Linked DNA regions of Homo sapiens: regions 1 and 2 are each linked to region 3. Evidence: chromatin contacts called from ENCODE Hi-C or POLR2A ChIA-PET data. All regions are on one chromosome and are shown on one strand. Each heading gives the region's core, a stretch centred on a gene start or an enhancer-like site at or near the end of the contact. The rest is flanking DNA. Distances are from core to core; before and after follow the strand shown. Region 1 overlaps LYPD6B (LY6/PLAUR domain containing 6B). Region 2 holds the start of LYPD6B (LY6/PLAUR domain containing 6B). Region 3 holds the start of ACVR2A (activin A receptor type 2A).

Region 1 (2,873 bases), core at 373-2,872, 1.3 Mb after region 3:
CAGTGAGCTATGATCATACCATTGTATTCTAGCCTGGGCCAGAGTGAGATCCCATCTCTTACCAAAAAAAAAGGTATAAATATATAATAGAATTTTCTTAAAATTGGGCATAATTTTTGTCTTTTATATTTGCTCATTTGAATGCATATAGGGAAACATTCCAGTTCCCTCCCACCTCCTCATCTGGGTTCAAGACTCATGTTGTCATTATTTCATCAGCTGGTAGGGCTGTCTTCCAAACCAGGTTAAATGGCACAGAGTCTTCATTGTGGATGTGTTGAATGTGTGAATGCTACGGCCTGCCAAATACCCTGATATATGCCAGTGTTGTAGAGAGTTCTGCCAGCTCTTTGGTAAGCAGCCATTTTTGTGGAGGGATGTGATGAGGTGTATGATTTCACCAATTATTACCATTCTTAATTAGATGGGGCCCAGGTGTGTGTTAATAAAACGCTAGCTCACACTCTCTGTAATGTTAATGGCCCCACCTTGACTTGATTCCAGGGATTTCATGCATTTGATATTGTTCAATTGACTGTATTGCTGTTCTATTCTGAAACATCTCCAAACATCCAGAAACCTGCCTTTTGTTAGAAAACATTCCAGTTGTTCAAGAACGTTACTCATCGTCAGCAGTGGCTCTTTCCTTATCTTTTTTTATCTCTGGTAGGCTGATTACTCTGAGTGCAAACCTTTTCACTGTTCCAGAGAGGAGCCTGACAACCACATTCTCCTTCTCAAGGTAAGAATGGCAGCTGTTACAACAGCCCTCGGCTTTTCATTTGGGAGCTCTGGTTAAGTTGTTGGGAATGGACTCCTGAAAGTCCCGGGACCCTGTGTTTTTCCCATCTCCTTGGCAGTTTGCCAGGTTTCCCATCCTAAGCCCTCACTGCTCACTGTGATCCTGCGGTTTGGAAGCCTGGCTTGTGCTTAAGTTACAATTCTGGTGAACCAAAAAGGGGAGTCCCCATGCTCAGCGAATGGTTGGTAGATCAAAGACTTCTCTGCTTACCACAGAAGCTAATTTGGTCAATTGAAAGAGAACTTCCTCAGAGTAATCTTCTCAGTGACAGATGGGGGTGCGTCGGGGGTGTGGAGCAATGTTCAAAAGTGTCTGCATTAAGTGAAATACATTGCCGAATACACTTAGAACATGTGTGCACTAATTATTGAGCATTTGTAGTTACAGAATCTTTGCATGTTAAGCCTTAGAAAATATTTACTGATCTAAAACAGGACGAGAGTGTTACCCCAACAAAGAAGAGAGACAGCATAGATGGACGTGGGCACATTGAAAGTTATGTGTTTAATTGATGATTGCTTTTTACTTGATGCATTTTGTCTTTTGGTTTTAGGTGTGGTGCTTACTGCGCAGGCTGACCAGGTTAGTGTGTCAGGCCTGATTCCATTTTTTTAGGTGAAGACATCAAATCAGAGGTTTGGTTTTTCTGAGGGCAGGTGGCAAATGCCAAGGAATGCCTGTGTGAGGCTTCGGGGACTGGGCCTGGTTGTCTCATGGTCTTCTTCTTGGCTATCAAGGCTATCAACTACCAGCCCAGAGGCCTTCTGCCTGTCAAACAGGCCTCCCACTTTGCATCTGATGGCTGGAAGAGAGGGAGGAAACATGCAAAGGAAATTGCTTAAGATTATGAGCTGATCTGGCCAGGGCCATGTTTATGTTCCTGTTTCTTGCCTAAAGAGCAGATTGAATTATTAGCACCTGTGTTTGTTAATGATAATTATATGTTTCAAGTACAAAGCAGAATTCTGTAAAATATCTACTAAGATGCCTTTCTAAATGGATAACATTTTATGACCCTAATAAGGCCCAAGACAACAAGCAGGAATTTATATATTATCATCACTCTTTTCCCCGGGGCATATTGGGTGGAATGTGAGCTGTAACTTCAACTTAAGAATCTGCTAGTAAGAAACCCAGAGGACTTGAGGATCAGAGGAATGACGGTCTAGTCATAAGACATATGGGAACATTGGGTCATTTTCCAAAGCAAGGAAACGTAATTCATTGTTAGTAACAGTGTTAAACAGTGTCAGGATCATCATCATCATGATCACCGTGGTGATAAAATGTAACTCTATTATTAACCATCTCTATCACCACCATCACTACAGGTAACATTTGTTTGTTCTTACTGTCTACCAGGCAACACCCTAAGCATTTTGCATGCATTCTCTCACTCAATCTGCACAGCATTCCTGTAAGGAAGGGTCTATTAATATCCACCTTTTATAGTTGAGGAAACTGAGGCTTACCTAAGAGATTAGGTAAGTTGCCCAAAGTTAGACAAGCTAAAAGGTGGCAGAACTGGAATGTAACCCATTGAACAGCACTGAATGGGGCCAACCCATGTGGAGTATTTACGGCTGTGCTTTACTCGATGTCCACACTCACCCCTGCTTGCATTCCCTTTTGTCCTGACCACCACCTACTGTTGACACTCTAGCTATCTCTTCTGCATGAAGGTAGCCAAAAAATTCAAGAGCATTTAAGTAGTTCAAGATCGTTAAAGCATATTTGGCCTATGGAGAACAGCAGAAAGAATTAAGAGTAAAAATCACCCAATTTTAAAAGGTGCCAGTTGTAGTCATGAACACTTTAGTGTATTTTGCTGTTGTTTTCCCCTTTGTATTTACTTTTTTCACATAGTCTCTATGTACTTAAGTTTTGAACTTTAAACGTAACCAAGTCGTTTCTTGCGCTTTTGCCTGTTTTAATGGCTGCTGAGTACTCTATTAAATGTGTATGGTTAGAGAGCCTTAAGTCTACTCCACAAGAAGTTATATCCTTGACTTGCTCCTACGTGATAAGTGCGGAGTTTCTGCTCACCATATGTGATAGCTAATTTCTGTTT
Region 2 (2,700 bases), core at 59-2,558, 1.2 Mb after region 3:
AGCATGACACATTACCTCGTGTGTGTGTGTGTGTGTGTGTGTGTGTGTGTGTGTGTGTGTGAGTGAAGGCCATTTGTTAAATGGAACACCTAAAAATACCATTGTTTTTGTTTTTGCGGTTGTCAGGGGCCTCAATAAATGCAAGCTGGCTCAGGAGATGCTTGACCTCAGAGGTCTGGAAAGACAGATTAGAAGTCTCAGCAGAGGACCAAACCCAGACCCCACTTCTGCAGAAGTTCTGTACCCAGGTTTCCCCACTGCAGGCATAACCAGCAGCCCCTCAAAGGCCCCAGACCAGCCAACTGTCTTTAGAAATGCAGACCCAGGATCAGCTTTGCTACCAGCCATGGAATCTTGGGTCAGTGGCCCATACTCTGAGCTGTGTTTCCACAGTGCAAGGCTGGCCGGACAGTGTTTTATTTCAGAGTTCTCCTGTCTGTGGCATCTTCAGAAGTTAAAGATTTGCTTGACCACTATAAGGTGCCCTGGGAGTGTAGACCTCCCACATCCCAGCTGCCTGGCTGGCAGTGGGTGGGGAGTAAGCAGTAGAGAGAGGACAGGTGGCCCGGAATCTAACAGCTTGCCTCTGGATTCTCCCTAGTAAGCTTGGAATGATGCTGGAGCAGCTCTGGGCCGAGGGGACCAGTCTAACGCTGGACGCAAAAGACTGGGCGCCACCTAGTCTGTTCATCAGGTATTAAATGCCCTGAGTTTTCAAAGCTCTGGTGATTCAGTAGTGGACGGGTAAGGTTCCTGCCTCTCCTGGGGCTTACCGTCCAGGGGTGGGGAGGACGTCACTATATGAAATTATCTTATTTATAGCTTAATGTCATTATTTAAAAAGGGGGAGGGAATCACTTGACGGGTGGGCAAGGTGGGGACGGGGTTGGATGGAATGGTCAAAAAAGGTCTTTCAGAGTTCTTCCAATCCTGAACTAACTCACCTGCACCCTTGGCCCAATCATTTTCACTCCCGAGGGTCTGCACTCCTCGTTTCTACATTGGTTTTCTAGGAAGAAAGGGGTTGGACCCTCCCCTCTTTAAGCTGGGTGGGGTCCGAATCCCGTGCTTCTTTCACTTCCTGAGCCGGGCTGGCTGGGTGGGAACAGGCTCCTTGCCGCCTCCCCAGCGCTGGCCACTACCACACTGCCGCCCGCCTGGGCCTCCTTTCAACCTCGTGGTGGAGCCCTGCGGTTTCCCAGCGGAGCCGGGCCCGGGGCTGCTCCCTCGCGGGCGAGGCTCACCTGTCCCGGCCCGGCCCCCTCCCGCGCCCCAGGTGGTTCAGGGCAGGGAGGAGCCGCGCCCCGCCCCGCGCGGTAGCAGCCAACGCCGGCCCCAGGCGGGTGCGCTGGGAGCCTGGGCCGGGAGCCGGGTGAGGGCGCCGAGAGGCTCGGTGGGCGCGGGCGGCGAGGTGAGCTGGGCCAGCGCAGCAGGCGGGGGCGGTGGTGGGTTCGGGACGGCTCACCCCGCGCCGGAGCGAGTGCGGGGCCGCGCGACTGCGGCGGGAGATGCGCTGCGCCCCTTCTGGGCGCGCTGGGGCAGCCAGGAGCTCGCGGGGCCGCGGGGCCGCGGGGCCGCGGGGCCGCGGCGCAGTGGCGGGGTCGGGGTCTGGTCGCTGCCTCGAGGCGAGCAGCTGCCAACATCTGGACGGGACGGGAGCAGGGGGCCGGGGCAAGGCTGGAGCGGTGTGGGTCTCTAATCGTCCAGAGCCCTGCGGGGCCAGTGACTTCGGCAGAGCCGAGGGGAGAGGAGATACTGGGGGTCAAACTGCTGGAGAGAGCGCGGAGCTGGGGCTGGGGTTCAAGGCCGATCGTGGGGCCAAGAGCGAGCGTGCCAGCTCCAGTGTTTCCCCCTGCAGCGCTTCACGCGCGACCAGCTTGGGTGCCGCCGCTTCCCTTGCCCCGGCTCTTTACTTTTGTTGTTGAATAACCTACCTTACACATTGGTTAGTTACCTGGGGCTTCTCAAAAGCCGGGTCTGGAGGCTGCTCTGACTCCAGGGGGCTTGGGTTGTGAGGCTTCAGGTCTGTATGCCCTGTGGCGTTTGGGGGGAGCTGGTGGGTGGAGGGGTGCTGTCCACCTCCCAAGGCCAGGGGATCAGAGAGTGGGAAAAGTCTAGAATGCTATTTAAATTCCAGTAACTAGCTGTGTGACCTTGGGCAAGTTACTGAACTGCTCTGAGCCTCAGTTCCCTTAAAGTAAAATAGGTATTATTAATATTATAATCATTACAACAGACTTAGGTTATATGATGTTCATGGAGTACATAGCATACTGCTTGATTTTTCCCCCTTTGTGTTGATGTGGTGATGTGTGTGTTGTGGGGTGGGGGCATTCTTTCCCACCCTGACTTGTTCATGGTTAGGCTTCCTCCAGGATGCCTTACTTGCTGACAGCATCACAGAGGCCAAGATTAGGGCTGCCAGTGCACGGGCCCTGCAGATGGAGGGGGTGTTGTCAGACTGCCCTCATCATTACCCATCGTATTTGTCAGAATTGTTTTCTTTGGGTTGGGTTTTGGTCACTTGAAAATTGCCTTATACTATGTAGAAATTGATTGGGTCACATAAATGAAAAGGTCGAGGGTTTCAGTTTAAAGCTATAGCTAGTTCCAGAGGCTCATACAAGGTTCCAGGGCTAGTTCTCTCTCTTGTATATCTTAGCTGTTTTTCTCTCTGTGTTTACTGGTTCTTAGTATGGA
Region 3 (2,864 bases), core at 331-2,830:
CTACTTGAGGTAGGGATCCATCCTATTTTTACCTGTTGGATCCCATTCCGTGCCTAGCACACCAGCTTGTAAGCAATCGACATGGATTAAGGGGTAAAAACAGGCCCTTAAATAGCTAAAATTTTGACAAGTAATCACTTGTCTGATCATCAAATATGTCGTTCGAAATCCTCATTTTTTTCTTCAAAGCGCAGTAAACAAGTATTTGCGCACCTATTACGTGCAAAACAGTTTTCAACACAATGCTTTGTGTGTAAAAGGAACGGCGGGAATGGATTCAAGTTGCGCATCGTGATAAATGGCGTGAATATCCTGAGCGGGTGGACAGCCCTTCCTCCGTGAGTTTTTTCTTTTTCTTTTCTAGTCACCAAGACAGCACGCGTGTGCAGAAGCTGCAGCGGTGGGACGCAGTGCTAAGTCTGGGGGCGCACACACCAGCTCGCGCGTCGCGAGCTCGCCTGGGCAGCTCGGCGGGCGCGGCGAAACAGCTCCCACGTCCGCCTTCCACCGACTCCTCGGTATCAGAGCGGACGAGGCGTCCCCCCAGAGGAAAGACTGGGCGCCGCAGACGCCCCTTGGAGAAGTCCCTGGCCACTCGCCCCACCTCGGGGTCCTCTTCCTCTTGGGCTTCTCCTGACCCTTTGGGTGGGCGCTCCAGACAGGCCCGTCGGACGCGATTTGGAAACGGGTCGTGCCCGGCCTAGCCCGCATCTACTCGCCCGGCCACAGCCCAGCCACAGCTTAGGGACTTTGAGGCGCCCGCGCCCCTTTGTCGCGGTATCTCTAGCCCAAGCAGGCCGGACGCCGAGGCCTCGCGGTATCGAGCCTCCGTCCGCCCCGCCTCCTCGCCCTCCACTCCGCCCCGCCCTCGCTCTCTCACCCCTCCCCCGCTCCCGCCTCGCTTCCCCGACAATCTCCTCGCGCTCCCGGCCCGGCACGCGCGCTGCGCCCGGCCGCCGCTGCCGCCGCCGCCGCCGCCGCCGCTGCCGCCGAGCGTTCCTCCGCTGCGCCTGGCTTCCAGCTTCGGGCCGGAACCGGAAGTTTGGGGGGCGGAGCCCGGCGGAGGCCAGGAGACCGAAAACGCGGCCGAGCCCGGAGCCCGGAGCTGGAGCCAGAGCCTGGACCAGAACTTGGCCGCCGCCTGCACCGCCGCCGCCGCTGCCGCCCGCCGCCCCTTCCCCGCGCCGCAGCCGCCTCGCCGCCACCGCCGCGAGCTCGGCCGCCAGTGGTCCTCGGACTTTAGGTGTCTGGGTTGAAGGTCGGTCCGGACATCGGACCCAGTCAGTTCCCAGACTGTCCGGGCGGCAGCGGACGCCGCTGCCGCCGCCGCCTCTTCGTCGCCTCAGCCTGGCGTTTTGTTCCGAGAGACGGGAGAGGCGAGCGGAGCTGACAGTGATTTTGACAGTGATTTAAACCCGCTTTTGTTGTTGTTGGCTTTTCGTTGTTTGGTTTTGTGTGTTGTGCGTGTGTGTGGCGGTTTTTCCCCCGTGGTGCATTTTATTTTTTATCGTTGTGCTCTTTTTTTTCTTTTTTTTTTTTAACCCAGTGAGCGTTTTTTTTTTTTTTTTTTTTTTTTTTTGGTCTGGGCTTCCGAATATGTTTTATGACGGTTGATTTTACACCAGGAGGTTTGTCTCCGAGGAAGACCCAGGGAACTGGATATCTAGCGAGAACTTCCTCCGGATTCCCCGGCGCCTCGGGAAAATGGGAGCTGCTGCAAAGTTGGCGTTTGCCGTCTTTCTTATCTCCTGTTCTTCAGGTAGGTGCAGGGAGCGCGGCGCGGTGGGGCTGCTCCTGCGGCCGCGGCGGCCGCTGCTGGGGGCCGCGGCTGGTGTTGAGTCGGAGAGTCCAGTGGAGCCTGGGGAGGTTGCCCACTCCCTGCGCCCCTCGGCTGCCACCGCCCCCCCCCCCCGCCCCCAGGTCTGATTGTGATCTGGAAACCTCCATGCATTTTTCTCTTTTTGAGTTGGGTCGGCGAGCTGATAAGAGTGAGTGCTGTGTTGTTGTGGAAGTGAGAAAGTCATGTTTTGTGGCCATAACACTGGATGACAGCGCTGGTTGGGTTGCAATTAAGCCGCAAATACCACAAGTGACAATTTATGCAAAGGTTGAGATCTGAAAGGAGTATTTAGTGTGGGCTCCTCCAAAACAAGGGTTGCTTTTTGTCATCGTTTAATTAGTGCTTCACCGGTGAATATCACGACATAGATCAAGCCAGTTGCTGCTTAATTTTGGCTGTGGGAAACAATACATCCTATCAGCAATTTAATCTGGGTCTCCCCTCACGTTTTCTTCAACTTCAGCGTCCAGCAGTGTTAAAAATAGTTGTAGTTGTTGTTGGAGTATTAACTATAACCCAGTGCAGAAGAGGTATGCCGCTTGGTATTGGTAATGTGCTGGCGTTCAACCACCATTTGTGTGCTCTTTTGGGGCATAGATTTTGCTTACCTACGGAATACTTATTTTAAACGCTTTGTATTGAAGCATTGTTTTCGGTTTAGAACAACCCATGTGAAATTGTTTTTGTTAAATATAGTACACTCATAAAATAGGTTTTAGCTCAAGGTTGGGGGAATAAACGGGCCATTTTATATTGGAAATTTTGATTTTGTGAGGACGTTCTATGGTTGCAACCAGTGGTTGGAAAAACTATCTAGTCTTTTGTATTTGAAATTCTATAAATAAATACAGCATCTAGCTGAAAGGTGTGCAGATGTACATAACAGGAGAGTTAGTTCAATAGATGAAACATTTTAAATAAGTCTCATTGGATCTATTTATTGTAAAATTTAATATTCAGTTACAAGCTTGTGGCATAGAATTACGGGGGACTCTTGGAAACGGGGGCGAATTGACAGGTTTCA

The links. Hi-C counts contacts between places; a loop is a spot of excess contacts on that map. ChIA-PET counts read pairs that join two places held with the same protein, here RNA polymerase II (POLR2A). Pooled maps may share reads with other maps.
Region 1: a map of CD8-positive, alpha-beta T cell shows a loop between it and region 3 (4-fold over the local background). The contact joins the enhancer-like site here to the promoter of ACVR2A in region 3. A Hi-C loop is called at or near these places in 1 of 168 maps with a recorded cell type or tissue (CD8-positive, alpha-beta T cell) and 5 of 50 pooled maps. POLR2A ChIA-PET finds 5 or more read pairs at or near these places in 1 of 52 experiments (A673).
Region 2: a pooled map shows a loop between it and region 3 (3-fold over the local background). The contact joins the promoter of LYPD6B here to the promoter of ACVR2A in region 3. A Hi-C loop is called at or near these places in 1 of 37 single-sample maps with no recorded cell type and 2 of 50 pooled maps. POLR2A ChIA-PET finds 5 or more read pairs at or near these places in 1 of 52 experiments (K562).

The regions. Positions count from the first base shown.
Region 1 is chr2:149,160,094-149,162,966 of GRCh38, forward strand. It overlaps LYPD6B (LY6/PLAUR domain containing 6B), which reads left to right. Exons shown (of 7, transcript NM_177964.5): 3 at 671-742. Among named protein-coding and RNA genes, the nearest start is that of LYPD6B, 120 kb to the left of the region's middle. Within about 2 kb of position 1,623, at least 2 of the 41 ENCODE cell types and tissues checked have a DNase peak (open chromatin) inside an H3K27ac peak, as active enhancers do.
Region 2 is chr2:149,037,391-149,040,090 of GRCh38, forward strand. LYPD6B (LY6/PLAUR domain containing 6B) reads left to right here and starts at 1,309. Exons shown (of 7, transcript NM_177964.5): 1 at 1,309-1,411. RefSeq lists enhancers at 379-438, 1,652-1,701, 1,742-1,801 and silencers at 1,062-1,401, 1,412-1,571.
Region 3 is chr2:147,843,449-147,846,312 of GRCh38, forward strand. ACVR2A (activin A receptor type 2A) reads left to right here and starts at 1,581. Exons shown (of 11, transcript NM_001616.5): 1 at 1,581-1,759. The coding sequence starts at 1,705. RefSeq lists an enhancer at 1-681 and silencers at 808-997, 1,078-1,187, 1,943-2,022.